Regions from separate parts of the Homo sapiens genome. Here region 1 is linked to region 2. A link is an interaction called in ENCODE POLR2A ChIA-PET data of the cell type or tissue named here. Cell type or tissue: GM12878. All regions are shown on one strand. Links, peaks and the distances in the headings refer to the core of each region. The heading gives the core; the rest is flanking DNA. Region 1 overlaps LOC105371470 (a long non-coding RNA gene). Region 2 overlaps CD48 (CD48 molecule).

Evidence for each region. Peaks named below come from ENCODE experiments on the same cell type or tissue, not always from the same donor. Only the 100,000 strongest peaks of a DNase experiment are listed, where the experiment ranks them.
Region 1: POLR2A ChIA-PET joins it to region 2 with 14 read pairs; 8 of 35 experiments call an interaction of 5 or more read pairs at or near these places.

The regions. Positions count from the first base shown.
Region 1 is chr1:160,759,733-160,775,564 of GRCh38, reverse strand. It overlaps LOC105371470 (a long non-coding RNA gene), which reads left to right. Exons shown (of 3, transcript NR_188636.1): 3 at 1-2,855. Among named protein-coding and RNA genes, the nearest start is that of SLAMF7, 28 kb to the right of the region's middle. RefSeq lists enhancers at 7,093-7,542, 7,573-7,622. In GM12878, for the core only: a CTCF peak has its summit at 7,055; DNase peaks (open chromatin) are centred at 7,104 and 7,755; H3K4me3 peaks cover 610 bases; H3K27ac peaks cover 2,295 bases.
Region 2 is chr1:160,697,604-160,710,430 of GRCh38, reverse strand. The region is part of intron 1 of CD48 (CD48 molecule); the gene reads left to right. LOC124904439 (endogenous retrovirus group K member 18 Env polyprotein) reads right to left here. Exons shown (of 1, transcript XM_047438433.1): 1 at 5,073-12,827. The coding sequence ends at 11,421. Among named protein-coding and RNA genes, the nearest start is that of CD48, 7.8 kb to the left of the region's middle. RefSeq lists an enhancer at 1,637-1,706. In GM12878, for the core only: a CTCF peak has its summit at 4,586 (motif pointing left); a DNase peak (open chromatin) is centred at 1,416; H3K4me3 peaks cover 7,687 bases; H3K27ac peaks cover 5,974 bases.

The DNA of each region.
Region 1 (15,832 bases), core at 3,378-11,377, 62 kb before region 2:
TGCCTAGAGGTGCTCTGAGAGACACTTGAGGCTGTGCTCTTCTGGCAGGCAAGGGGAGGCCTCTCATGGTGTCCCTGGTCCCATTTGGCTTAGTCATAGGTCATGGCTGGAAACTGTGTTAGTTCAAACATATCCTGTCTCTCCTCTTCTCAGTTGCCTTCTGAAACAGCTGTCTTTCCTGACTCCAGATCTTCAATCATTCATTCTCCACCCACTTGCTGCTGATTTGCCCCTCCAGCTACATCCTGATGGATAAATTCATTGGCCACTTTTAAATTCTGTTATCCTTGGCTTCTCCCAGCACTTGACACATTAACCTGCTCTCCTTTGTCACCTGGGCTGCTCTCTCCTGGGACATCTTCCCTTGGATCAGGATCCTTCTCAAGACTGGTGCCTCAGGCCTTTCTCCACTCCCCTTGTTTTCTTTCTGTTGCCAAAGGCAGAAATGCCAGTGTCATTTAGGGCCCCTCCTCTTCCCCACCACATCCTGCCATTGCTCACCCTTTCCCTTTATTCCTTGCCTGGACCACTCCACAAACTCCTAACCACTCCTTCCTTCCTTAATCTTTTCCTTCCCAATCATCTTCCAGATTGCACTGCCAGAGGTCTAATTCTAAATTAAGAAATGCTTGTGTTACTTTTTAGCTTAAAACTTTAGGACATGAGAGGGAATGTGGAAGTGTTGATTAAACGGTAATAGTTTCAGACAGACAGGAGGAATAGGTTTTGAGATCTATTGCACAGAAGGCGACCATGGTCAATAATAATGTATTATACAGTTCAAAATAGCTGAGGGAGTACATTTCAAATGTCTCACCGTAAAAAATGGTAGGTGAGTGAAGATATGTTAATTAATTTGATTTAATCATGCCACATTGTATACATGATCAAAAATCACATTGTTCACCGTAAATGCATGCTGCTGTGATTTGTCAATCAAAAATAGTAAATATTTTAAAAACTAAAAAAAAGCCCTATGATGTCTGCCCACTATCTAAGGTATTTAAACAATTATTCATTCATTTAAGCCACAGGTATTTACTGAGTATCTTTTATGAACCCTGTGCTGTTCTAACCATTGTAGATACAATGAAGAAGAGGTCCAGATAAATTTCTACCCCTCATGTAAATCACTGTTACAATCATCACAACCTGCACCTGACTAGCTTTTTGGCCATTTCATCTTCCAGTCAGCCCTGGGAAATGACTTTGGGAGAGTTCTGTATTTTGTTGTACAAAGACAACATTGAATGTGTTCTATTATGGGCTTTTTGTGTCTGTGCTCTCCACTGAACTGTGAGAAAAACACATTCTTACTGTTCTCTGCATCTCTAATACACAACGAGTAATAGGTGTCAAAAAATGTGGGTCTGACAAGTATTTAAAAAGCATCTGCGCTGGGTGTTGTGGGACACATGCAGACATGATAATTGGCTGTAGACGTTCACAGTCTCCCTCTCTCTACGGGGCCTGATGGACATTTCAGTTCCGCCCCCACATTCGGCTACCTGAAGGGGCCTCCAGCCCAGCCATGCCTCTGACTTGTCTTCCTTCAAAATCATTTTCCCTGTTTCTCTGTCTTCCTGTCTTCCTTTTCTCCCAATTACTAACTTGTGGTCATTGTTCATTCAGCCTCCTTTGTACCCCACTCCCTGAGGAAAGAATTTCTTCCTTTTTTGATTCTGGGAGTTTTGGGGATTGAATAGATTTCACCTGGACATGGGGAGAAACCAAGAAGAGAAGTACGAGATGGCGGCCATCCTGTGAGACACAGAGTTAAAGAAGTTCGCATGTGGAGTGCTGCCTGAGGCCAGCATTTCCTGGTGTGAGAGAAGGACATTGACACTGATTAAGGCATAAACCCTATTTCATTTACAAACTGAGTTCAAAATTATCAGGAAACTGCTATGTGTCTTCTGTTTAAAATAATCTGTTTATGTTTTATTGAAGTGTGTTTTTAAGTGTTCAGAAAGAAAAAGGAGCTTATTTATTTAAGAAAAATTGAATGGAACATAAAAACATTGTTATTGTCACACATATATATTATTAAGTTTTTGTTAATGTTTAAATAACTAGATTCAGCCCAGCTTCAGCTTGAATGTCATCTCCTTGGAGCAGCCTTTGGCCACTATACTTAAGTAGATCTTTCCTCTCATTCATAATCAATGTATGTTTAAAAAAATAATCTGGAGTCTGTTAGGCTGAGACGGCCCTAGCAATCTGGGATTCTACACAAGCAAACAGAAAACCAACTCAGAATGACTTAACCAGTCGGAAACCACCAGGTAATCTCTAAATGGGGAATTCCATTTAAGCCATCAAATATTTTCTTTTCTTCTTTTTATTTTGCATAGAGACAGGATCTAACTCTGTTGCTCAGGCTGGTCTCAAACTCCTGGCCTCAAGTGATCTTCTCACCTTGGCCTCCCAAAGTGCGGAGATTACAGGCATAGACCACCATGCCTGGCACACTTATTTGTTGGTTTACTTATTTATTGTTTATTTCCCTCACAAGATATTCAGCTCTATGAGGATAAGAACTATTTCTATATATATTTTTTCAAAACTAAAAACCCAAAGGGTAATAGTGTTTGGCTTATGATAGATACTTCAACATTTACTGAATGAATGAAAGAATGAATTGGAGTTGAGAATATTTTTTCTTAAGATTTGAAGACTATTAGGAGGTTTTACAAGGATCTGGGGCCTACACCATTGTCTGTTTTCTCTTTCTGCTTTTGATGGAGAGAAGCAGCAAATTAAATCTTTATCCTAAAAGTTTCCTAGAATGCTCAACAGTTAGCAAAAGAAAAAGTTAAAATAAAAGAAACATTTATGTTTTGTTTTGACAGAAAGCTGCTCTGCAGTGCTAGATACGTTAATCTAGAATTTGAACCATATACAAATAACTGAACCAAAAGCAAAATTTAGGTGGGAAACTTTGAGCTTCTCTTTCTTTTTCTTACTCTCAGTTGATCAGCTCATTTCCTAGTTCATTCACAGAGAGGATTGGCAAATATCACCCATTACACACAAAGCTTCCAATCAAGTAGTTAATGACTTATTTGGAAATATAAGAGGGCAGACAGGATCACAAGATATTTGGGGAAGGCCTCTAACATGAAAGACAATCTCCAAACCAAATGAATCAGGGGGAAAAAAGAAACTTGGAAGAAAAGAGATAATACAGGGAGCAGGAGAAAATTAAATAAAATCCCTCAAACAATATTCTTAGAGACATATAAAAAGATTTTCACTTAAAAACAGAAACAGGGTGCCAGCCTAAGAAAAACTGAAAAGTCCAAGAGTAAGAAAGAGCCCTAGTAACAATAAATACATAAATAAAAAGCAGAAAACTTCTAAAATTCAATGGAAGTGTTGGAAAATCAAATGAAGAAACTCTCTCAGAAAGTAGAACTAAAGACAAACAGATGAAAATAAAAGAGAAAAGATAAGGCCATTAAAGAATCAGCCCAGGAACTCCAACCCCTGGATAACACAGTTCCAGAAAGGGACATGTCTTAGTCTATTTTGTGCTGCCATGGCAGAATCCCACAGATCGGATAATTTATAAACAGTAGAATTTTATTTGTCTCATGATTCTGGAGACTGGGAAGTCCAAGATCAAGGGGCTGCATCTGGTGAGGACCTTTTTGCTGCATCATAACATGGTGGAAGGCATAACATGATCAGAAAGTGAGTGTGTGTGTGTGTGTGTGTGTGTGTGTTTGTGTGTGTGAGAGAGAGAGAGGGGAGGGGGCTGGACCCATCCTTCGATTAGGAACTCACTCCCCCAATAACTAACCCACTCCCAAGATAATGGCATTAACCAATTCATGAGGGCTCTTAAAATTCCCACCTCTCAACTCTGTTGTACTGGGGATTAATAGAGGCAGCAGGACCAGAGCACCCAGTGAAAGACATTATCAACTATAGGAAAAACAAAGAATGGTTAGGAAGGAAATTGAATACTCTACATGGCTCGAATGTGAATACTTATTGTCATAAATGTTAAATACAGTTTAGCAAAAAGCTATGTTACAACATACTCTGGCGGGATGGGCAGAAAGGCCTTTGTGTTGCTGAGTGGCTAAAGAGTGTGGAGGACAGTGGATGAGAGAGCCAAATACCTATCTCCATAGCAGGAAGTCAATAACTAATGTCTAAAATCAAGAAAGGACAGAACAAATATATCATTTCTAAATATCAAGGAAGTATCATGAGAAAAAACAAATAATTGACAGTGGTTGCCAGCACAACAGTTGCCAGAACAGCAGTTCTGGGTGTAGTGTGGCAGAAGACTGCTGCTTTTTTTTTTTTCAAAATTTATTATGTCTTATGCTATTAGTTGAATTTTATAACTATATATATGTAGTATTTTGAAAAAAATTAAAATATTAGAAAGCACATGCACCAAGAGATGAAGAACAATAACCAAAAAGAGAACTCAAAGGTCTAGGAACTTGACTGGGTGGAAATGGGAGGATTTTAATGGGCCACGGGGTTCTACAGGAAGAGTGAATGGTTTAAACAAAGAGGCAGAGACTAATCAGTCAAATTTTAGTTGAAACAAAATTAGAGTTGAATATCTTTTCTCCAAATCTAGGTCCAATTATACATTCAACAAAATTCAACATTACTGACTAGTTAATATTTATGCTTATTTACAGATATAACAAAATTTCATAGCTAGGGAAGCAGTTCTGGGGCTGTCAGTGATCTTGCTTGTTATTCCAGACAACTGTCATTCAGGGACTCCAGGTAGCATGATCCTGAGAGCAAATGCACCATTGTTAAAGGCATAGACGTATAAATACAAACCTCTGCCACAGAGCACTATTCACTCTTTGCGTCTGAAGAGAACCAGAACCCCTTAACTCTTGGGCGGCAGCCTGCCGTCTGAATGTGAAGGAGAAGGAAGAATTAGTACAATGCCTGTTTTTGAGCTCTTCAAGTCACCAGCATTTTGTAGGAGTGGAATGCTTCATCTCCTGGCCCCTAACTTCGGGGTAGCAAAATGAGAAGCTAATGCCTGCTGGAAAGGGTCCCAAGATAGAGAAGCTAATGCCTGCTGGAAAAGGTCCCAAGATACTGAAAGCTCTGAGATTGCACTAGAAGAGAAGAGCTCAAATCCTGCCACTTACCCACAAAAAGCCAGGGAAGTGAGTGTCTACTGGAAATTGTTTTAGGTGTGAAGTATGAACTGTATGTATCTGAAGGCTTCCTGCCTTGGTGCTGCCAGATGCCCTTGCTGTGTGACAGGAGGAGGTGAGAACAGGTTGAAAGAGGAGGAAACGACTAATGACCCTTAGGAGCAGATCGATTACCACCCTATGAAAGAGTAAGTTGACAGTTCAGACTATGCAAAAACAAATTGTTGGAAAAGCCCCCTTCATTTTTCTTAGCCGAAAAGTAAACAGATTGCTACAATCTGGCATCTCTGTAGTTTTACCCACTCTCTCCACACCCCAAAGTACAGCCATTAAAGCCCCACGGTCACTACACATGTCTCTGTGTTATGACCTTGCTTTTCTTTCTCCTCGAGGGGACTCATTGACCTTTCTCCATCTGGCTCAATCTGTGTCAAGTTGCTTCTTGACCCATTTGTTTTTCCATCGGTTGTGAGCTCTTTGAAGTTAGGGGTCATGCTTTATCCATCCCTGCTTCTTGGCCATAGCACATAGTTGGTGCTCACTAAATACTTGCTGAAACACTTGTCAACTAAAGAAAAGCCAAGTTTTTAAAGAATTAAAGTGAGTTTTATTTAGTCTTACTGAGGTTGGCAACCCAGGAGAGTCTTTCGGAGAGTTTCTGTTAGACTGCTCCAAAGCAGTGTTTCAGCCTACAGCTTATACATAAGGTGACAGTCATTCTGCCTGTGCTCAAAAGTTATGTAAGAGCAAAATTTCACCAAAGTTTGGGTGCAAGGGTACATCTAGTTATAGATTACAGAGGCATAATGATTAATCCTGTCAACCATTATCTTATGTACAGCAAAAAGACAAAGGCCAGGATCATTGAATTTATCTTTTCTAAAAATGCAGTGATTTAGGTAAGAGATGTGGTAACCTGGGCTCCATCCTTCTTATCATCTTCAGGGCATCCTTCCGAAGGGCTGTCCTCAGTCACTGAGTCAGGGGCTTTGTGAAATTCTGCTGGCAGCTGAATGAGCAAACATGGCCTCTTATGTTTGCTACTTTGTCTTACAGAGTAAGTGAATGTAAAACAAAAACAAAAACAGAATGAATGAATGAAAGTCTCTGTGAGAGAAGCAACCTATCCATTGCTGTTTGCCTTTCCCACAGTTCTGGGTTTGGCTAGGGAGAGTTCACATCCCTGCTGATGTTTATTTTAAATTTCGAAGCAATAAGGAAATTGAAAAATGGACACAAAATTCAGGGGTATCTATTTCCTTTCTATTCATACAGCCTTATATTTTGCCTTCTAAGCTATTCTTTTCCTTGTATTCTTTTTAGACTCTCATTCAGATTATGTTACCTCAATATTCTTCCCTTAGAAGACTTTAAGAAGCAGATTCCATTCAACAGTTTTACTCTACAGAAATACTGTGTGTAAGGCCGGGTGCGGTGGCTCATGCCTGTAATCCCAGCACTTTGGGAGGCTGAGGCAGGTGGATCCCCTGAGGTCAGAAGTTTGAGACCAGCTGGCCAACATGGTGAAATCCCATTTCTACTAAAAATACAAAATTTAGCTGGGTGTAGTGGTGCACACCTGTAATCCCAGCTCCTCAGCTACTCAGGAGGCTAAGGGAGGAGAATTGCTTGAACCTAGGAGATGAAGGTTGCAGTGAGCCAAGATTGCACCACTGCACTCCTGCCTGGGCAACAGAGTGAGACTCCATCTCAAAAAAAAAAAAAAAAGAAGAAGAAGAAGAAGAGGAAATACTGTGTGTTTTCCTCAGTGTTCATGAAGCTTAATGTGCAGGTATTTTCATAAGGTTCTATATTTTATTGAAAAACAGACAACAAAACAAGAAACAGACTAGTAAAATTGCTGAATATGTGCATGGTTTGCCAGCTGGGCCAAGAGGAGGCAGCAGTGAGCTAACCCAGGGCTTGCTGTGTGGCTTGGAGGATCCTGTCACCATCAGCCTGCATTGTGACCTTGCTTTCATTTTCTCTCTCTGAGATGAGGGAGTTAGACTACATGATCCTTAGAGTCTCTTCCAGCTCCAAAATTCTCTGTGTAAGTTTTAAATAGATGTTTGGGACTGATTTAGGTCTGGGAAGAGAAAAGTGAAGGAAACAGACAAAAATTCCCTCCGTTTATGAAGCTTACATTCCCATGGGGCCTTCCAGACCCTACGGTTGTCATAGTGGCGAGGAGGCTGCCTGGATTGGAGGGTATGAGGCTGGGTAGGAAGTCAGACCAGGGCTTGACCAGTAGGCATCAGACAGATCCAGGGACCAGGCAAAGCAGGAAATGAATGAAATTCACTGGGTCCAAGTGAGATGGGAGCAGGGAACAGGCTCTCCACAGAGCCAAGCAATCAGAGGGATTGTGCTAGGTCCCTAACTGACCAGGAGGAGACAGGCAGAGTTGTACCCACAGGACAGTTGGGCCTGCAGAACCTCCAGAACCAGAAAGTCCGTTTAGCAGCCTGACTCAGCAAGGCTTGCTTCTGCTCCTGGGGAGATGCACAGGTCCCAGCATGCAAGTGACTGGGAGGGAACATGGAGAACACAGCAAAGAGGAGGAGCTAGAAAGAGCACCGGAGGAGTGAGGGGAGGAACAGCTCAGAGCCTTATAGCTGACAAGCCTTCTGTAAGGGTGGCGTGAATGAGTGAATGACACAGAGGGGAGTGTTTGCTACTTTGCTTGATCTGTGAGCACTGGTCAGCTGCCTCTTATTATATGCCTCAACTTTATAATGATATGATTAACTGCTATTCTCAGGTCTTCAGTTACTCTTTATACTTAAAGTTCTAGAGGCTCAGTTCTGAATGGAATCTATATAATTAGCCAGTAGTCTCTTTATGATGAGGTAACTTCTGTCGAAGGACTGTGATGTTATACTCTGCTGAACACTTTACGTGTATGATTATCTTTACCTTTAATCTCACTACAATCCTATGAGGTAGAAAGTATCTTTCACATTTTATAGAAGAGAAAACTGAGGTTCCAAGAAACTAAGCATTTTGCTCATGGTCATAGGACTAAGAGAAGATACATGACGTCCAGAGTTGCTTTTCTCTTTCTCTCTCTCTTTCTCTATCTCTTTCTCTCTCTCTCTCTCTCTCTCTCTCTCTCTCTCCCCCCTCCCCTCTCTGTATCTCTTCCTCTCTCCTCTCCAAGTTTTCAGTGTGGTGAAAGTAATGCAGATTAGTGACTAACCACTGTGGGTAGCATGGGTTTTTTCTTCTTTTTCCCCTTTTTAATTACACATCCTTTCCTTTCGTTTTCCTGGTGCTCTAAGCCAGCTCACCCCTGGTTTTTTATTCTGCCTTGTTTGGGATGGAGGTGGTATGCATGGAAGAGCAAAAGCAAAAACTTTAGGTAGCCTCAGCCCTAAAGTAGAGCCAGGATCCACACCAATGTCTCCTCTTAACTGCCTCAACCACTTGCCTTGCTGTCTGCCCATCTTTGAAGTGGAGATCTTAGTGGTTAGCCTCTGGGCCTCACCTTCATCTCTCCCTGTCCTCATCTTGTTTGCTTTCTTCCCAGACTAACTCAGCTCCAGGATTGTCCCTTCTGGAAGCTATCCCATGCGGCTGTCCCTGCCTTATACAGGATCTACCTTGGCAGAGGGAAAACAACTCTTGGTCCTTGTCATGGTAAATTTTATGTGTCAACTTGACTGGGCTAAGGGATGCTCAGATACCAGATAAAATATTGTTGCTGGGTGTTTTCAGAGGTCATCAGCATTGGAATCAGTAGATGAAGTAAAGAAGATTGCCCTCACCAATGAGGGCAGGCATCACACATCTATCGAGGACCTGAATAGAACAAAAACGCAGAGAGGAGGGATAAGGAAGGACTTGTTAAAGATTACAAAATTATAGCTAGATAGGAGGAATAAGAGGAATAAGTTATAGTGTTCTATACCACTCTAGGATGACTACAGTTAACAATAATGTACAGTTTTAGATAACTAGAAGGAGGACATTGAATGTTCCCAACACAAAGAAATGATAAATGTTTGAGATGACAAGTATGTTAATTACCCTTATGTTATCACTACAAATTATATGGCTCTAAACATCACTATGTACTCCAAGAATATGTACAATTATCATTTGTCAATTAAAAATATATACATACCATGGAATACTATGCAGCTATAAAAAAGAATGGGATCATGTTTTCTGCGGGAACATGGATGGTGCTGGAGGCCATTATCCTTAGCAAACTAACACAGGAACAGAAAACCAAATACTGCATGTTCTCACTTATAAGTGGAAGCTAAGTGATAACTCATGGACACAAAGAAGGGAACAACAGACACTGGGGCCTACTTGAGGGTGGAGGGTGGGAAGAGGGAGAGGAGCAGAAAAAATAATGATTGAATAGTAGGCTTAGTATCCGGGAGATGAAATAATCTACCTGACAAATCCCCATGACACGAGTTTACCTACATAACACATCTGCGTATATACCCCTGAACCTAAAATAAAAATTAAAAAATAAAATAAAAACAGAAAGGTGAAGGATGGAAGGAAATTAGTTTCTTTGCTTGAGTTGAGACATCCATCTTCTCCTCCCCTCAGACATTGACAATCCTGGTTCTTGGACTTTTGGACTCAGACTGAGGCTTATACCACTGGCCTCCTAATTCTAAGGTCTTCAGGCTTAAACGGAATTATACGACTGGCTATCCTGGTTCTCTGGCTTGTAGACAGCAGATCATGGGACCTCCTTGACTTCCATAACTGTATGAGGCAATGCCTATAATAAATCTTTATACATGCATATATCTCCATCCTATTGGTTCTGTTTCTCTGGAGAACCCTGGCTAATATAGAGTTTGGTACTGAGAGTGGTTCTACAGGAAACAATTTTAAGAATGGTTATTCTGAATTGGCTCTGGAGTCTCTGGAATTGGCTCTCCAATCTGATTAGATTTAAAGATACTAATGACTATTTCTAGTAGTAAGGAAAGCAGTGATAGTCTGTGACATACACTATTTATATAGAGATAGGAAAAATATCTGCACTGAATACTTCTAATCAACTTATATCTAATCACTTATATGAAGCAAGGAGCTCATTTACTCTGTATATGATACTTTTAAACATTTTTAGAAAATAAGAGAACACAATGACATTGGTTGGTTTCTCCTAATATCAATGGACAAAGTGGTGAAAGAAAGGGATGAGCTTGGGGATTTAAATTCCCCACTGGAGGCTGGGCCCAGTGGCTCACCCCTGTAATCCCAGCACTTTGGGAGGCCGAGGTGGATGGATCACCTGAGGTTAGGAGTTCGAGACCAGCCTGGCCAACATGGTGAAAGCCCGTCTCTACTAAAAATACAAAAATTAGCTGGGTGTGGTGGCGGGCACCTGTAGTCCCAGCTACTTGGGAGGCTGAGACAAGAGAATTGCTTGAACCTGGGAGGCAGAGGTTGCAGTGAGCTGAGATGGCACCACTGCACTCCAGCCTGGGTGACAGAGCGAGACTCCATCTCAAAAAAAAAAAAAAAAAAAAAATATATATATATATATATATCCCAACTGGAGCATGGCATAAATGACCTAAAAGCTTGTAGTGTGCCCTGAAGAAGAGACTTATCTCCTATAGCTGAGAGGCTGAAAACCAAATGCAGAACCTCATCCTGTGATTGGCTGAATTACAATACAAGTTGAACTCCCAAACTTGCAGGGTGTCTACTGTTAAAGCGATGGCATTCATTGGGAAAGAATGATATCCTGTAAGCTGAGAAAGAGACATTGGGAATACCATGATAGAGCTGGGGATATTCAGCCCCTATATGCTTATGAACCTTCTTTGCCAGTGGAAAAGTCCTCCTTCATCCCCAGTGAAAGTAGCCTCCCCACCCACAGTGGTCTTGGTCTTTCCACCTCCTTCTGAGGTGCCACATTGCCAAAGAAAAGAGTAATGCCTTCCCCTAAGGCAATTACCATGCAAAACACTACTGATTCCGGACCCACTCTCCCCACCCCTCTTTGCTTTGAGACCTATAACTAAACTCAAGTCCCAGGAGGCCCCTAAAGATGAGGTACAAAGTGGGACCCATGAGGAGGTGCACTATATTCCAAAAGAACTACATGAGTTTTCTAACTTATATAAACAAAAATCTGGGAAACCTGTGGGAATGGATAATAAGGGTGTGGGGTAATGGTAGAAGGAACATAAAGTTGGGTCTCACTTTATTTATTAGTTAATATGCTGACTGAGCAGAGATTCTACATTTAGTGTTGCAGCTCATGATGTTTGAAAGGGCCCAAGAGGTTGTCTGGTAGATTGAAATCACGGACCAAAATTTACCCACCGTAAGAAATGGAAATGCCTGACCTCCCTTGTTTAGTGTAGAGAAAAGGATCAGAGACTTTGAGAGATTCGAATGTTAGAATGAATATATTATTTAAGACTTACTCACCCACACTGGGAGTATCCAGAAGACGTAACTTTTACACATTATGAGAAATAAATTTATGAGGGGAGCCCCAGCATCCTTGGAGAGCTCCACGATCACTCTTCACTTTGATTACATCTTACAGTGGGAACCACAGCCACTCAACTGGAAAACCTAAACACAATGGGAATAATTGGACCTTAGGTGGCAGGAGCCAAGTGTGGTATTGAACCGCCAAAGGCAAAATGGGAGTAGTTACCATAATAGACAGCAGAGTCAAAGCAGCAATCAGAATAGTCTGACTTGTGCAGACCTGTGGCACTAATGAGGTAATGATGGTGTTCCCAGAAGAAAAACAGATAGGAAGCCTACTAAATTCTTACTTGATTTGTATAAGAAAAAAAAATTTAGATCAAGTGAACAAAAGTTTAACTCAATTCATAAAAACAGTCACAGTCCCTGAATCAATTCCTAGACTTGAGCCAGTTTACAGATCCAAAACCTCTTGAATAAGGGGGAGACCGAGTTCTCTGGAGGAAGGACCCTGGTATACAACAGAGTATTCATATTGTTAATCTTTCTCCCAGCCTTCTCCAAAAGGACCTATAGCCTTTAACTATGGTAACAGTGCATGGGGGAAAAGGAAATAGTCAGATCTTTTGAGAACTATTGGACACTGGCCCTGAACTGACACTGATTTCAGAAGACCAAAACATCACTGTGGCCCTTCGATCAGAGTAGGGGCTTATGGAGGTCAAGTGTGTTTTAGCTCAGATCCATTTCCCAGTGGGTCCAGTGGGTCCCTGAGCCTATTCTGTTGTTATTTTCCTAGTTCCTGAATGCATAAGTGGAATAGACACACTGAGCAGCTGGCAGAGTCCCCACATTGGTTCCCTGACCTACGGAGTGAGGGCTGTTACGGTGGGAAAGACAAAGTGGAAGCCATTAGAAATGGGTGTACCTAGGAAAATAGTAAATCAAAAGCAGTACCACATCCCTGGAGGGATTGCAGAGACAGGTGCCATCACTGAGGACTTGGAATATGCAGGGGTGGTGGTGATTCCCACTACATCCTCGTTGCTCTCCTATTTGGCCTGTGCAAAAAACAGATGAATCTTGGAGAATGACAGTGGATAATCATAGGTTTAACTAGGTGGTCACTCCAGTTGCAGCTGCCATACCAGATGTGGTTTTACTGTTTGAGTAATTAACATACTCCTTGGTATCTAGTATGTAGCTTTTGTTTTTAAATTGACAAATACCTTTTTTTATTTTCTTAAGGCAAATGCCTTTTTCTTCATTCTTATCCATAAGACCCACCAGAAACAGTAGGCTTTTAGCTAACAAGGCTAGCAGTATACCTTCAATATCCTACCTTGGGGGAATATCAACTCTGTGGCCCTGTGTTATAATCATATTTAAGGGAATCTTGATCACCTTTCCCTTCCACAGGATATGACACTGGTCAGTTGCATTCATGACATTATGCTGATTTGACCTAGTGAGTGAGAAGTGGTATCTAGTCTAGACTTATTGGTAAGACCTCTGCATGTCAGAGGGTGGGAGATAAATCTGACTAAAATTCAGGGGTCTTCTACCTCAGTGAAATTTCTAGGGGTTCAGCAATATGGGGCAGACAGAGCTATCCCTTCTAAGGTGAAAGATAACTTGTTATATCTGGACCCTCCTGGAACCAAGAAAGTGGCACAATGCCGAGTGATCCACTTCGGATTTTTGAGACAACATATTCCTCATTCTGGCCCATTTACCTAGTGATCAAAAAAGCTTCCAGTTTTGGGTGGGGCCCAGAACAAGAGAAGGCTCTGCAATGGGTCTAGGCTGCTGTGTAAGCTGTTTTACCACTTAGGCCACATGCTCCAGCAGATCCAATGGTGCTTGAAGTGTCAGCAGCAGACAGGGGTATTGTTTGGAGCCTTTGTCAGGCCTCTGTAGGTGAATCATAGCACAGGCCTTTAGGATTTTGGAGCAATGCCCTGGAGTCAGCTGCAGATAACTACTCTCCTTTTGAGAAAGAGCACTTGGCCTATTACTGGGCCTTAGTAGAGACTGAATGTTTGACCAAATTACCGTATGATCCTGAGCTGCCCATCTTAAACTGGGTATTATCTGATCCCCTAAGCCATAAATTTTGGCATACACAGCAATAGTCCATCATCAGATGGAAGAGTTATATACATAATGAGGCCAAGCAGCCCCTGAAGGTACAAGTAAATTACATAAAGAAGTGGCCTAAATACCCATGGTCCCCATTCCTGCTACACTACTTTCTCTCTTGCAGTCTGAATCTATGGTCTCATGGGTAGTTCCATATTCTTAATTTACAGAGGAGAGAAGATTGGAGAAGACTCAGACCTGGAATACAGATGGTCCTGCATGACATGCAAGCACCATCTGAAAGTGGACAGCTGTAGCACTGCAGCCTTTTTCTGGGATATCCCTGAAGGACAGTGGTAAAGGAAGATCCTCCCAAGTGTGCCAGACTTGAACAGTGCACCTGGTTGTGTACTTTGCTTGGAAGAAGATATGGCCAGATATATAATTATATACTGATTCATGGACAGTAGCCAACACTTTGGCGGAGTGGGCAGGAACTTGGAAGGGTCATGACTGGAAAGTTGGTGACAAAGAAATTTGGGGAATAGGTATCTAGATAGATCTCTCTGAATGTGCAAAAGGAGTGACGATATTTGTGTCCAATGTGAGTACTTACCAAAGGGTGACCTCAGCAGAGGATGATTACAATAATCAAGTGGATAGGATGACTCATTTTATGGATACCAGTCAGCCTCTTTCCCCAGCCACCCCAACGGGCTCATAAAAAAAGTGGCCATGGTGGCGGGGATGGGGTTTTTCATGAGCTCAGCAACATGAGCTCCCACTTACCAAAGCTTACCTGGCAATGGCCACTGGCTGTGTTCTCTGTCAGTAGCACAGACCAACACTAGGACCCCAATATGGCACCATGCTCCAAGTTGATAAGTCAGTTACCCTGTGGCAGGTTGAATACATTGGACCTCTTCCATCATGGGGCAGTGTTTTGTCCTTACTGTAATAGACACTTAATCTAGATATGGATTTGCCTTCCTTGCATGCAATGCTTCTGCCAAAACTACCATCTGTGAACTTACAGAATGTCTTATCCACCATTATAATATTCCACACAGTATTGCTGCTGATCAAAGAACTCATTACACAGCAAAAGATTGTGGCAATGGGCCCATGTTCCTAGAATTCTCTAGTCTTGCCATGCTTATCATCATTCTGAAGCAGTTGGCCTAATAGAACAGTGGAATGGGCTTTGGAAGACTCAGTTACAGCATGAGCTAGGTGGCAATATTGTTTTCATTTGTTCTTAATGCTATAACATAATGTCTTAGACTGAGTAATTTATTAACAACAGAAATTTATTGCTCACAGTTTTGGAGGCTGGGAAGTCCAAGATCAATATACCAATAGATTCAGTGTCTGATGAGGGCTCTCTGCTTCATAGATGGCCCCTTGTTGCTGTGTTCTCACATGGTGAAAGGGACCAACTGGCCTTCTCAAGCCTCTTTCCTACAGGCACTAATCCCATTCATGAGGCTAGATCCCTGGTGACCTAATCACTTCCTAAAGGTTCTACCACTTAATACTATCATATTGGGCAATAGGTCCCAAATATGAATTTCGCTGGGATACCAACCTTTAGACCATCACATACCTTGAGGGACTAGGGCAAGGTTCTCCAGAAGGTTGTGTCTATGCTTGGAATCAGTGTTCAACATATAGTGCTCTTTCTTCCAATAGCCAGTATTCATGGGTTGTGGAATCTAGGAGATGGCAACAGGAGTGGCACCACCCACTATTACCCCCTAGTGACCCACTAGCAAAAATTTTGCTTCCTGTTCTTGCAACTTTGTGTTTTGCTGGCCTCAATGTCTTAGCTACAGAGGGAGGAATGCTTCCACTAGGAGACACAACAGTGATTCCACTGAACTGGGAGTCAAGGCTGCCACCTGAGTACTTTGGCCTCCTCATTCCTCTGAATCAACAGGCAAAGAAGGGAATTTTGGTGTTGGCTGGGATACTGATCCTGACTGCCAAGGGAGAAACTAGTCTAGTATTTCACAATAGCAGGTAAGGGTCTGGAATACAAAGAGCTCCCTTAGGGGCATCTCTTAGTATTATCATGCCCTGTGATTAAGTTCAAAGGAAAACTATGACAATCCAATGCAGGCAGAACTGCTAATGGCCCAGGCCCTTCAGGAATGAAGGTA
Region 2 (12,827 bases), core at 85-8,084:
TGATGAGGTTAGTAAACCTGGGTTATAACACCCGGGCTATAACCTGGGTTAGTAAAATACAAATTAAGCACTTACTGTGTGTCAGACATTGTGCTAGGCCTTTTGCATACTTTTTCATTTAACTTTCATTAGAAAATAGTGAGGTGGCTATTATTATCTACATTTTTCAGATGAGAATACTGTCTTGCAGAGAGATTAAGAAATTCTCCTAAGGGCACACAGGTCTAACTTCCAAACCATTCTATTATGATTATACCTTTCCTAGACTAAGGCGAGGGAATCTTGGTGAAGGTCAATGTGTCTAAATCTCTTAATTTTACTGTTTGCCTTAAAAGAGGCGTTTTCTCTTACCTCTGGGCTTATGTACATGCCTTCTTTCCACCTAGATTTCTCTCCCTCCTGCCCTCTCCCTGCCTCTCTTTTAGGCTTCTGTTTTTATGTGACTTCTTCTTGGACTGTCTGCCTGTGACTGTGTTCTGAAGGCATGGTTAGATGGGAACCTCAGGCTCCAGATTATGGTTTGTGAATTGCTTGGTGGATCATCTGTTTCCTTGAACTTTTTGAGGACAGAAACCATGTGCAGTGTTGTGCTGCTGAACTTAGCACAGGCCTGGAGTGTGGCATGTGCTCAATAAATAATTGTTACACAAATGAATGAACAACTTCAAAAAACTTCCTTTTGGACTACACATCCATATCTTCCTGAGAAGTGCAAGTAGTTCTCTCCTCTGCCGTAAGGGATGCTTCTGTGGAAAACTTTGAGAAGCACTCTTAGCTCTCTTCTTCCTTCTCTCCTCAGACTTGGGTTTCTCAGTTCTTTGGTTTCAAGGCAATGATTTAGGGCATGCTCCACAACTACCCAATTCCCCATCTGTCCACAACACTTAGCAGGATGAAGTAGACAGAGTATTGTACTAGAAATGAGATGACCTAGTTCTATCTGGGTTCCATGCTGTGGAATTTTCAACAAGTCATTAAAGCTTCCTGAGCCTCAGCTTCCTCAGCTCCATAATGGGTATAATAATCTGTTCCTCATTTCTTCAAGGGGTTGCTATTAAGATCAAATAAAATAAAAAATGTGCAATTGCTTTGCAATTGTGACACATGCGGAATCCGATACAGATGAAAACCTGGGAAGAGCATCAGTAAATTCTTAAGCCCCAAGCAGTCTCCTGAGCCCAAGATCAGAACTTCTGTCTCTTAAACATCTTCTCTAGACTCTCCAGACACGTGTCTAAAACTTAAGTCATCATCTCTGTTTCCGCTATGTATTGCTATTTAACAAGCTGCCACAATACCGTGGCTTAAAATAATAACAATGATTTACTTTGCCCACAGATTTGGGGGAAGACTGTTCATCCTGTCTCACTTTCATGTGCTTTTCATGTGCTTGCAATCAGATCATGGTGTGGCCTAGAGTCATGCAAGGCTCTTCACTCACAGGGCTACTGCCTGAACAGAGGGAGGCTCAAAGTGCTGGGTGGCTAGTGCCACTCAGCAGAAGCCTCCCAGAGTTGGTGTCCCAAGAGAAATAGGCAAATGCTGCATGGTCTTTTCTAAGCTAGCTTTGCAGGTCACACTTCCGGTGTATTCCATTCATTGAAGCCATCACCGAGCCTACTCAATTTCAAGGTGAAGGGGCACAAAGTCCATCATTTGATGAGAGGACCATCAAAAAATTTACAGACTTAAAAAAAAATACTACAATCCTTCTTCCCCCAAACCTACTGCTCCTCCACTGTTCCCCACCTCTATAAATGACATCTCCACTTGTCTAGTTGCTCAGGCCAGAATTCTAGGAGTCATCCTTGCTTCTTTTCTCTCCCTTGCTTCTCATGCCCAATGAGTAAGTCCTGTTAATTCTACTTTCAAAAATATCTCTCAAATATGTCCAATTCCATCCAGCCCCATGCTACCTATCTCAGATCAAGCCACCATTTTCTCTTATCACCAATTTCCACAATGATCCACTATCCTAACTGCTCTATTTACTGCATTCTCTCTAGCTAACCTGTTCTCTACCCTGCTGTCGGTATACATTTTCTAAAATGGTTCTCTGTTTGCATCACTCTTCTGCTTAAAATCTTTAGTGGCCACTGTGGGAAATGAGAAAGCAGAAGCTGTGAGCCTAAAGTTCACATTTCATAATGAGCTCACTTGCTACCCTCCTTAGTCTATGTCCTAGCCAGTGAGCTACTTCCTACTCCGCAAATGAATTTCATTTTTGTGTTTCTGGGCGTTTGATTCTTTTTCCCTCTTGTTGGAATATTCACTACCCCCAGTCGTCATCTTTCCCTGGTTTCATCCCACTTAGGCTAATTCCTCGTACAGAAGCCATTCTCAACCCCCAAATTCAAGTGAGGTGCTCCCTTTTATATGCCCTCTAAGCATTCCGTATTTTCCTTTTCCTAACACTTATCACCAATAGCGAAATCATCTGATTAATTTTGTTGATTCACTGGAATGAAGCTCAAGGGAAGGAGCCACATCTATCTATTGCACCCTTACAGAGCCAAGCACATAGTAACTGCTTACTGCATAGTTATTCGATGAGTGAATACATGAGGAAGTTCATGTACGCATGTATGCATGGAGGGATGGGTGGATGGAGGGAGGGAGCAAAGGAAAGAAGGAAGGAATAAATTTTGAGTCATTGTTTCAGTCAAGCTGGGGTCTCAGAGTAGCTCTTACTGGCCCTGATAAATTCTTTCTCCCATTTCCCACAGTGGCTATTTCAAACTTTCACCCTATCCTCAAGGCCCCTTACCTCAGTCCTCTGCCCTCTCAGCAAAGCATGTGCCTCCTTCTTTGCAGAAGAAATCGAAACTAGAGACCATTAGGCAGGAAGCCCTTCAACTTCCTGCCCACTATCTTCAAACTGGTAACTTTTCTCCACCACCAGCTGTCTTTCCTCCTTCTCTTTTCCCTCAGAGGATGAAGTGTCCCTCCTCCCAGTCAAGACCTGTGCCACTAACTCTGCTCTGAGTCCCACTAGCCCAGGCTCGTCAATCACCTCCCTTCTCTTCATGTCTTCCCTCCACTGAATCCTTTCCTTGGCCTACCATAGCTTAGGTCTTTCCCTACTTGAATAACAAAAACAAAATACTCTCTACTTTTTCATGACCCTTTACATACCGCCCTACCATTCTTTTTCCCATTCAAATTGCAACGTCTGAAGAGAAGAGTCTATTTTTATTGTTTCTCCTTCCTCACCTTCAGATTGCATTGCAGTGTTGCCCACTGAACTCATTATAGTTCCCATCTCAAAAAATAGTAGCCTGCTCAGCTTCTCACCAAGACACAAACCTGAGGTCTTGGTAGCTATTGCAAAATTACTTCCTAAAAAGGGTTGTACAGGCTTGTTAAATATTTAATCTTATGAGAGAGCTTCAGGTAACTCTGTCTCCACATCCTTAACACTCATCTTCTTTTCTTCCTTAAGAGTTTTACTAGAAACCATGTGTTTTGTTTTTATTATTTTTATTTTTCTCAATATATGAGGAAACCAAAGAAGCCAACCATGTGTCTTGTTTTATTGGAGTAACCGGAACTTACTCTTTAAAACCTTTCCCTTTCCTGGGGAGACTCTATGGTCCTGGGATTATGACTTCCTTTGATCTGAATTTTTTCCCGTTACAATTCTGTTTTTCTACAGACTAGAAACATGGGCGGGCACAGACAGGATCTGGTTCTATTTCTTCTTCTTTTTTTTAAAAGTGAAAGCGAGTTCATTAAGAAAGTAAAAGAATAAGATCCAACTTTGTTACTTTATCCCAATCATCCAGACATATCACCAAATACTTCCTGTTAGAATTAAATCAAAATAGTAGTTTTTTAAAAGGTTGCTTCAGCTACTTCCTAAAAAGTGGAATTGTTAAGAAGGCAAATCAAGATTTTATCAGCAGTTAATCACTTCTTTATTTCTCGGTAAGAAGTTACAGCCAACCATCAGGACAGCCTTTTTGGAATTGTTACACATGGGTGGTTAAGGAGGGAGAGAAGAAAGATACAATACTGTATGCTTACCTGTCATCAGCACTCATAATATACTGAAATTGGCTGAGCATGGTGGTTCACACCTGTAATCCCAGCACTTTGGGAGGCCGAAGCAGGTGGATCACCTGAGGTCAGGAGTTTGAGACTAGCCTGACCAACATGGTGAAACCCCGTATCTACTAAATACAAAAAATTAGCCCGGCGTGGTGGTGCATGCCTGTAATCCTAGCTACTTGGGAGGCTGAGGCAGGAGAATTGCTTGAACCTGGGGGGTGGAGGTTGCAGTGAGCTGAGATTGCACCACTGCACTCCAGCCTGGGTGACAAAAGTGAAACTCCATAAAAAAAATTATATATATATAAGTGATCTGTCTGGTGTTACTACCTGCCTCTGTCATCAGACAGTGGATTGTGCTATCTTCCTGAGTGTAAGTCTGAGACATCCTGGGGAGTCTGCCAAAGATGACCTAGCTCAGTACTTCTCAACCAGGGTGAATGTGGGAGAATTTTGTCCCTCAAGGGACATTTGGCAATATCTGGATACATTTTTGGCTGTCACAACTGGACAAGTGTTACTGGCACCTAGTGGGCAGATACCAGGAATGCTGGCAAACATCTTACAATGCACAGAACAGCCCCCTACAAAAAAGAATTATGTGGCCCAAAATGTCAATAATGTCAAGACTGAAAAACATTGATCTAGACTGCCTATTATGACCGCTTCTATTAATTCATGTGGAAACAACTAACAGAAGGAGAACAAATCTGGAATATGTCTAGTGATTTTAAACTCCTAGAAAGAATGTCCTCCTAGGCTGTATGCTCCAAGAGGCCAGAGACTGTATCTGCCTTGCTGACAGCAGAGTCTAGCACAGCGCCAGGCATGTTGTGGTTGTGCGATGACTGTATTCATGTAATCCATTTTACAAAACATATCTTAAACATTAATTAGACCACAGCCTCTGTCTTCTCTAACATCCCCTTCATCACATTTCTGTTTTTGTTGGGTGGCATCTCAGTTATGGGCATTTTGAGGTCTGGCCAAGGGGAAGTAGAAATGGGAAGTACTTAGTTGGGGTTAGTGGGATACATGTATGAGGGTTGAACTTATTCTGTCAGAGGGATTATAGGGCATGGGCTGGACCAATCAGAAGCACTGTAGAAATGAATGCCTAGGTATTTCCGTGTACAAACCAGGACAGGGTAAGTGCTTAATAAACATTTGTTGAATAGATGGATGAATGGTTGGAAGGCTGAATGAACAGGAACTTGAAAGCCCTGGGGTCACAGACATTTTTATCTTTTAGTGGTTGAGAATGTTTTTGGAAATGATGGATATGTGGAAAGTGAACAGCTAGTATATATCATGTTGAAGAGTACAACTGAGTTTTTGTGCGGCAGCATATGACACCAGAGTGATATAGGACATATTTCCTCTTCTTCTACCTTTAGCTTTTATTCCACAGCTCTTGTTTAGCCTTTGTATACATATTCTAAGTTCTCCCTCCACAAAAAGGACCAATGGACCTCCCTTCATCTTGTACTTTGTCCTTATCATCTTTTCTTTCTCCTTATCTTAACCAAACCAGGTTTTTAAAAATGACCTGAGGCTTATATAATTTGGAGTATTCTCATGAAAAAGAAAAATAATAAAAGAACAAAACTGGAAATACAAATAGGAACAAAAATAAATTCAATTAGAATAAAAAAAAAGAAATCCCAGGGAATTAGTTCAGGTTAAAAAAATACAAATACTACAAAGAACATGACAGCATAAAAAATAGCAGCATAATTTTAGTTAATTAAATGCCTTCGTGCTTCCACAATACTTTGCTACTGAATAGCTCTGGCTGTTGTTCACTTCCAACCTGCTTTCTCCTCTGCTTCCCACCTGCAGCCCGATTGCAACATGTCCATGGCCATTGCCAGTGAGTCAGTGCAGAGGGCAGCAAGAATATTCCTGGATGCCATTTCTTCACTGAAGTGGGTAGCGGGAACTTCACACACAAGAGTTTGCAACCCTCATACATGTATCCCGCTAACCCCAACTAAGTACTTCCCATTTCTACTTCCCCTTGGCCAGACCTCAAAATGCCCATAACTGAGATGCCACCCAACAAAAACAGAAATGTGATGAAGGGGATGTTAGAGTAGACAGAGGCTGTGGTCTAATTAATGTTTAAGATATGTTTTGTAAAATGGATTACATGAATACTGCTAGGGCTCCTCCAGGGCCATCCAAGAAGCCCTGAAGCTTCAGCTTCATCACTTTCACGGGAAATCTGCCTCTGATCCAAACTTTGTGAAACAATGGTTTATACAGTCTCCACTTTGTTACCTTCTAATAACTTGCTTCTAAATACATTGTAAATGCACACACAAGACATGAGCCACTTTTACAGGAAAGCATTTTTTTTTTACAGGACAAGACATTATTAATAAAGCTAAAATGTATCTACTCTCTCCAATCTCACTCCCTCTCTGACTGTGTCTCTCAACACCCAATCCCCTTGTTCACTCCACACTACCCACTCGCCACCTCCTTGCTGTTGTTTATGTATGGCAGGCAAATCCCTGCCCCAGGGCCTTTGCTCTGGCTCTTTCCTCTGTCTGGGTCCCTCCTACCCCAGATACCCTCTTGGCCACCTCTCTCCTCCAAGTCTTTACTCAGATGTGACCTACTTATCACCTTATAAATGAAGTTCACCCTTTTGCCCCTACCAGTACTTGTGACTCCCCTTACCTTATTCTAGGTTTTCTCCTCTGTCATGGCAGTTATCATCTCCTTACATACTATACAGTGTGTTCTGTTAGTGTGTTGATTGCTTACGTTTTTTCACCCCACTCTAATGCAAGCTCTGTTAAGGTAGGGATCTTTGCTGCATGTACCATAGATATGCTAATTCTTCTCTCTTCAAACCTCCAGCATCAGCTAATGGCTCCAGGACCAAACTACACTTTACCTATCATTCTCCAGGCCATCCCCCATCCACTACAGCCCCTCACCCTCCTGTCGTTTCGGGTCCTAAACCGGTCTGCATCGATATGCGCTGTTCAATCTTACCTTTTTTAAAAGAATTTAGGGATGCTTGTACTCAGTATGGTCCTACTTCTCCTTATGTTAAGATGGTTTTACAAACTTTTCGTACTGAAGTCACTTACTTCCCTTAGATTGGGACCTTTTGGCAAAAGCTGTTCTAACCCCATCTCAGCATTTACAATTCCGTATTCCATACCTGGTGGTCAGAAGAGGCCCATTTGCAGGCTCAGCTAAATAGCAGTAATGGCATTCTAATTACTCAGGCTCAGCTCACAGGCTCCGATAGTTTCTCTGATGCTTATGCCCAGTTAAACTTTGATGCCCTTACCACAGAACAAGTAACAAAGGTGTGTATGAGAGCTTGGGATAAATTACACGCTCCAGGCCAAGCTCCTGTTCCTTTTACCATAGTTAAACAAAGTCACTCTGAATTATACCCAGATTTTTTGGCTAAATTACAAGATGCTGTTCAAAAATCTGTCTCTGATGAGCGCACTCAAGGCATTCTCCTTTATATGTTAGCTTTTGAAAATGCAAACCATGAATGTAAAATGGCCATGCATTCTGTCCAACGCAAAATTTACCTGATCACGAGGTGTTGCCTGCATATATTAAAGCTTGTGAAGGCATTGGATCAGATACCCACAAAGCTATTCTGTGGGCACCGGCCATGAAGGACACCAACCAAACTGGTCCCATTAATTCTTCTCTTGGAGCCTGCTATAATTGTGGCCAACTTGGTCATATTCAAAAAAGTTGCACTGTTAAAAACTTACAAGCGGCCAAGTCGGTTCAACAAACATGGCCAAATGCTGCTCCTACTGTTTGCCCACGTTGTCGCAAAGGTAAACATTGGGCAAATGTTTGCCGCTCTAGGTATAATGTAGATGGAAACCCCCTACCACAACACCAGGGAAACAGGGAGCGGGGCCTGGGATGGACCCGACATCAAATAGGACACTTCAAACTCAGACCAACATTGCGTTTCCACTTCAGGCAGTCCCAGTGCAACCCCCAGCACAAACAAATCTACCTACAACCAAACCAAATAGGTCCCAGCCTCTACTTCTGTCTCAGTACAATGCTTGTCCTCCTCCACAGTAGGAGGCGGGGTGGTTGATCTCTTTAGTACTATTCCTCTAAATTTACTTCCTGATTCTTTGCCTTTGATTGTCCCCACGGGGGTCACTGGCCCTTTACCTCAAGGTTCAGTGGGCCTGGTGTTAGGTAGAGCATCCACCTCTGCTAAAGGATTCACCATTCATACTGGTCTCATTAATTCTGATTCTGTTGATGAGATTAAATTAATTGTGTCTGCCAAGTTTCCTATTTCCATTGCGTCTGGTGAGTCAGTTGCTCAACTGCTTTTACTACCTAATATCATTTTAAACAAAGGCGATAAGACATGTGGCCCTGGGATAGGCTCCGGCGGTGAAAAGGCCACTTACTGGATTAATGTAATTTCTAAACAACGGCCCACCTGCATCATACACATTCAAGGAAAAAAGTTTGAGGGCCTAGTAGATACTGGTGCCGAAGTTTCTGTTATTTCCTCTAGTTTATGGCCTTCCTCTTGGCTTAAACATCCCACTAAGGTAGGACTAGTAGGTGTTGGAAAGGCCGAGGAAATTTATCAGAGCACATTTATCTTGCTTTGCACTGGCCCTGATGGTCAAAAAGGTACAATTCAGCCCTATATCATGCCAATTCACATTAATCTTTGGGGTAGAGATTTACTGGCAAAATAGAGGGCTGAAATTAATATTCCACATAACTCTTCTAGTGCTCCCAGTCAGCATATGATGGAAAATATAAGGTTTGTTCCTGGATTACCAAACCCCTCCCAGTCACTATAAAAGAAAACAGGGCTGGTTTAGGTTATTCTTTTTAGTGGCAGCCACTGCCATACCTCCTGATCCCATTCCCTTACAATGGAAACCTAAAACTCCCGTTTAGGTTCAGCAGTGGCCGCTTTCTAAAGAAAAACTGGAGGCTTTAAATCAATTGGTTTCTGAGCAGTTGCAACTTGGATATGTGGAACATTCTCTTTCCCCTTAGAATTCTCCTGTGTTCCTAGTAAAAAAGAAATCAGGCAAATGGCGGATGGTAACCGATTTAAGGGCCATTAATGCTGTAATTAAACCTATGGGGGCCGTCCAACCTGGCTTTAATACCTAAAAATTAGCCTCTCATAGTTATTGATCTTAAAGATTTTTTTTTATATTGCTTTACATAAATCAGATTGTGAAAAATTTGCTTTTACTGTACCATCTATCAATAATCAGGAACCTGCAGTTCATTATCAATGGAAAGTACTTCCTCAAGGAATGCTAAATAGCCCTACAATCTGCCAGCTTTATGTTGGGCAAGTGCTTTCACCAGTTCAAGCCCAATTTCCCGAGGCCTATATTCATCATTATATTGATGATATTTTAATTGCTGCCCCCACTGATAAAGAATTGACTGTTACCAAATTTTGAGCTGCTGTGTTATAGAGGCTGGATTACACATTGCTCAAGATAAAATTCATCAGACCACTCCTGTTCAATATTTAGGAATGGTGGTCGATAAACAATGTATTCAACCTCAAAAAGTTCAAATTAGGAGAGATTCTTTAAAAACTTTAGATGACTTCCACAAACTTTTAGGTAACATTAATTATTTAAGACCTACTTTAGGCATTCCAACCTATGCACTGTCTAACTTGATTTCTATGTTGCGGGGAGATTCCAATCTCCACAGCGCCAGGATTTTGACCTCTGAGGCTTTAATAGAACTGGAATTTGTAGAAGAAAGAATCCAGACTGCCCAGTTATCTAGAGTACAGCCATTTCAGCCTTTTCAGCTTCTAGTTTTTGCTTCATTACACTCCCCTACTGGACTAATAGTTCAACATAATGATTTAGTGGAGTGATGTTTTCTTCCTTATTCTGTCTCAAAAACTTTGTCTGTTTATCTAGACCAAATAGCCATATTAATTAGACAGGCTTGGTGCAGAATACTTCAAATTTCTGGATTTGATCCAAATATAATTGTAGTTCCTTTAAATTGGCTCAAAGTTCAAGCTGCCTTTCAACATTCTGTACTGTGGCAAATTCACTTGGCTGATTTTATTGGCGTTATTGACAATCATTATCCAAAAAACAAATTATTTGATTTTATAAAAATGACTTCTTAGGTGGTTCCTCGATTAACCAAAAATCAACCCATTCCTGAGGCCGTTACAGTGTTCACTGATGGCTCCAGTAATGGCAATGCTGGCTATGTAAGTCCTACAGACAAACTTATTTCTACCTCTTATACTTCTGCTCAAAAGGCGGAGTTAATTGCTGTGATTACTGCCTTACAGGATTTCCCCAAACCTTTAAATATTGTCTCATGAAGGGGTGGGTTGCCCCTCCACACCTGTGGGTGTTTCTCATAAGGTGGAACGAGAGACTTGGAAAAGAAAAAGACACAGAGACAAAGTATAGAGAAAGAAATAAGGGGGCCCGGGGAACCAACGTTCAGCATATGGAGGATCCCGCCAGCCTCTGAGTTCCCTTAGTATTTATTGATCATTCGTGGGTGTTTCTCCGAGAGGGGGATGTGTCAGGGTCACAAGACAATAGTGGGGAGAGGGTGAGCAGACAAACACGTGAACAAAGGTCTTTGCATCATAGACAAGGTAAAGGATCAAGTGCTGTGCTTTTAGATATGCATACACATAAACATCTCAATGCTTTACAAAGCAGTATTGCTGCCCACATGTCCCACCTCCAGCCCTAAGGCAGTTTTTCCCTATCTCAGTAGATGGAATGTTCAATCGGGTTTTATACTGAGACATTCCATTGCCCAGGGATGGGCAGGAGACAGATGTCTTCCTCTTCTCTCAACTGCAAGAGGCATGCTTTCCTCTTATACTAATCCTCCTCAGCACAGACCCTTTACGGGTGTTGGTCTGGGGGATGGTCAGGTCTTTCCCTTCCCACGAGGCCATATTTCAGACTATCACATGGGGAGAAACCTTGGACAATACCTAGCTTTCCTAGGCAGAGGTCCCTGCGGTCTTTCGCAGTGTTTGTGTCCCTGGGTACTTGAGATTAGGGAGTGGTGATGACTCTTAATGAGCATGCTGCCTTCAAGCATCTGTTTAACAAAGCACATCTTGCACCGCCCTTAATCCATTTAACCCTGAGTTTGACACAGCACATGTTTCAGAGAGCACGGGGTTGGGGGTAAGGTCATAGATTAACAGCATCTCAAGGCAGAAGAATTTTTCTTAGTACAGAACAAAATGGAGTCTCCTATGTCTACTTCTTTCTATACAGACACAGTAACAATCTCATCTCTCTTGCTTTTCCCCACATTTCCCCCTTTTCTTTTCGACAAAACCGCCATCGTCATCATGGCCCGTTCTCGATGTCACTGTCTCTTCGGAGCTGTTGGGTACACCTGCAGACTAACAACAGACAAAACAGGCACACAATGATTAATATGAGATTTATAATCATAGTACTTCTGATGGTCTTAATCCAAGTGACAGGGTTAAGATTTGCGAGGCCATCAGCAACTCCTGCAATTGCCTCAGTTCCTGGCACCAAATTTAAATGGGCTTTTGATGCTTCGAAAATTTGTTCTTTTAATTTGGAAATGTCTAAAGTGAGATTATCTTCTCTTCCCTGTAGATGGCGTCTAACCATGTCCCAGTGATGCTCAGACTCATTATAAATTTGGGGTGTAATACAAAAATCTGACGTATTCCAGTCACACTGTAACTGGAAATGATGTTCTAAGGTCATGAGCCTGTCTCCCATCCAAATGACAGTTTGTCTAAGATCATTAATTTGACTTGCCAATTTTTGATCAATACTAGATTGTGAATTCCACAATCTTGTAGAATTCTTTTGCCAATAATTAACAAAGTTTACTGACTGAACAGAAGAGTGCAATGCAACTCCTGCCACAGCAGCCGTAGCTGTGACTGCAATTAATCCCATAATCACTGCAATTAAAGTAAAAATGAATCTTTTGGATCTATTTAAAATGCCTTTTAATATTTCAGTCAAAATATGGATGGATGGCGAGGCCTCCCACGGTCGGTCCGTGGACACAGGGATCCACATGCCTTCTCTTGCTCTCACCAGCAGAATACGGTGCTGCCAATTAAAAGTTGAATCAATGCAAGTAAACAATCTACAATTTTCACAGGTTATAGTTTGGGAGGCTGGTTTAATAACTATATTTCCTACAACTAGCATATAAGGGGGCTTTATGCAACTTTGTAAAGGAACCGTTAGAATGGAATTTAGGTCGATAGTATAAAATGGCTTACGATATCTTGTTTCTAAAGTTTGATTTCCAGACCAAATTCTAATGTGGTGTGAGGCCACAGTAAGCCTCCACAATTCTGGATGTTCAGGACCAGAAACAGGACTTATTATTTTTGGTCTTGGGGTAGAGATTCCTTTTTCTTCCCATTCCCAAAGGTAGAAAGACTGTAATTTTTTATGCTTATGTTTGTCTAGACTTTCTGTTAAGTCGCTATCAACAGCTGGACTCACTTGTGCACTTGGACACGACTGAGTTTGTCCTGAGCAATTGTGGTAGAATTGACCTCGAGGTGCCCAATCTATAATAGTTTCGAATTCATTGTTTTGTAATATCACCACACTATTGGCCACACATTCTTCCCAAACTAAAACTTCTGTATTCTTTGATCCTTTAGGAATTTCCTTGGGGCAAGTTTTCCCTTTAGGTCTAAATTTTAATGATCTTTGATAAGAAAAGTCTTGTAAATAATTTACCCGTGG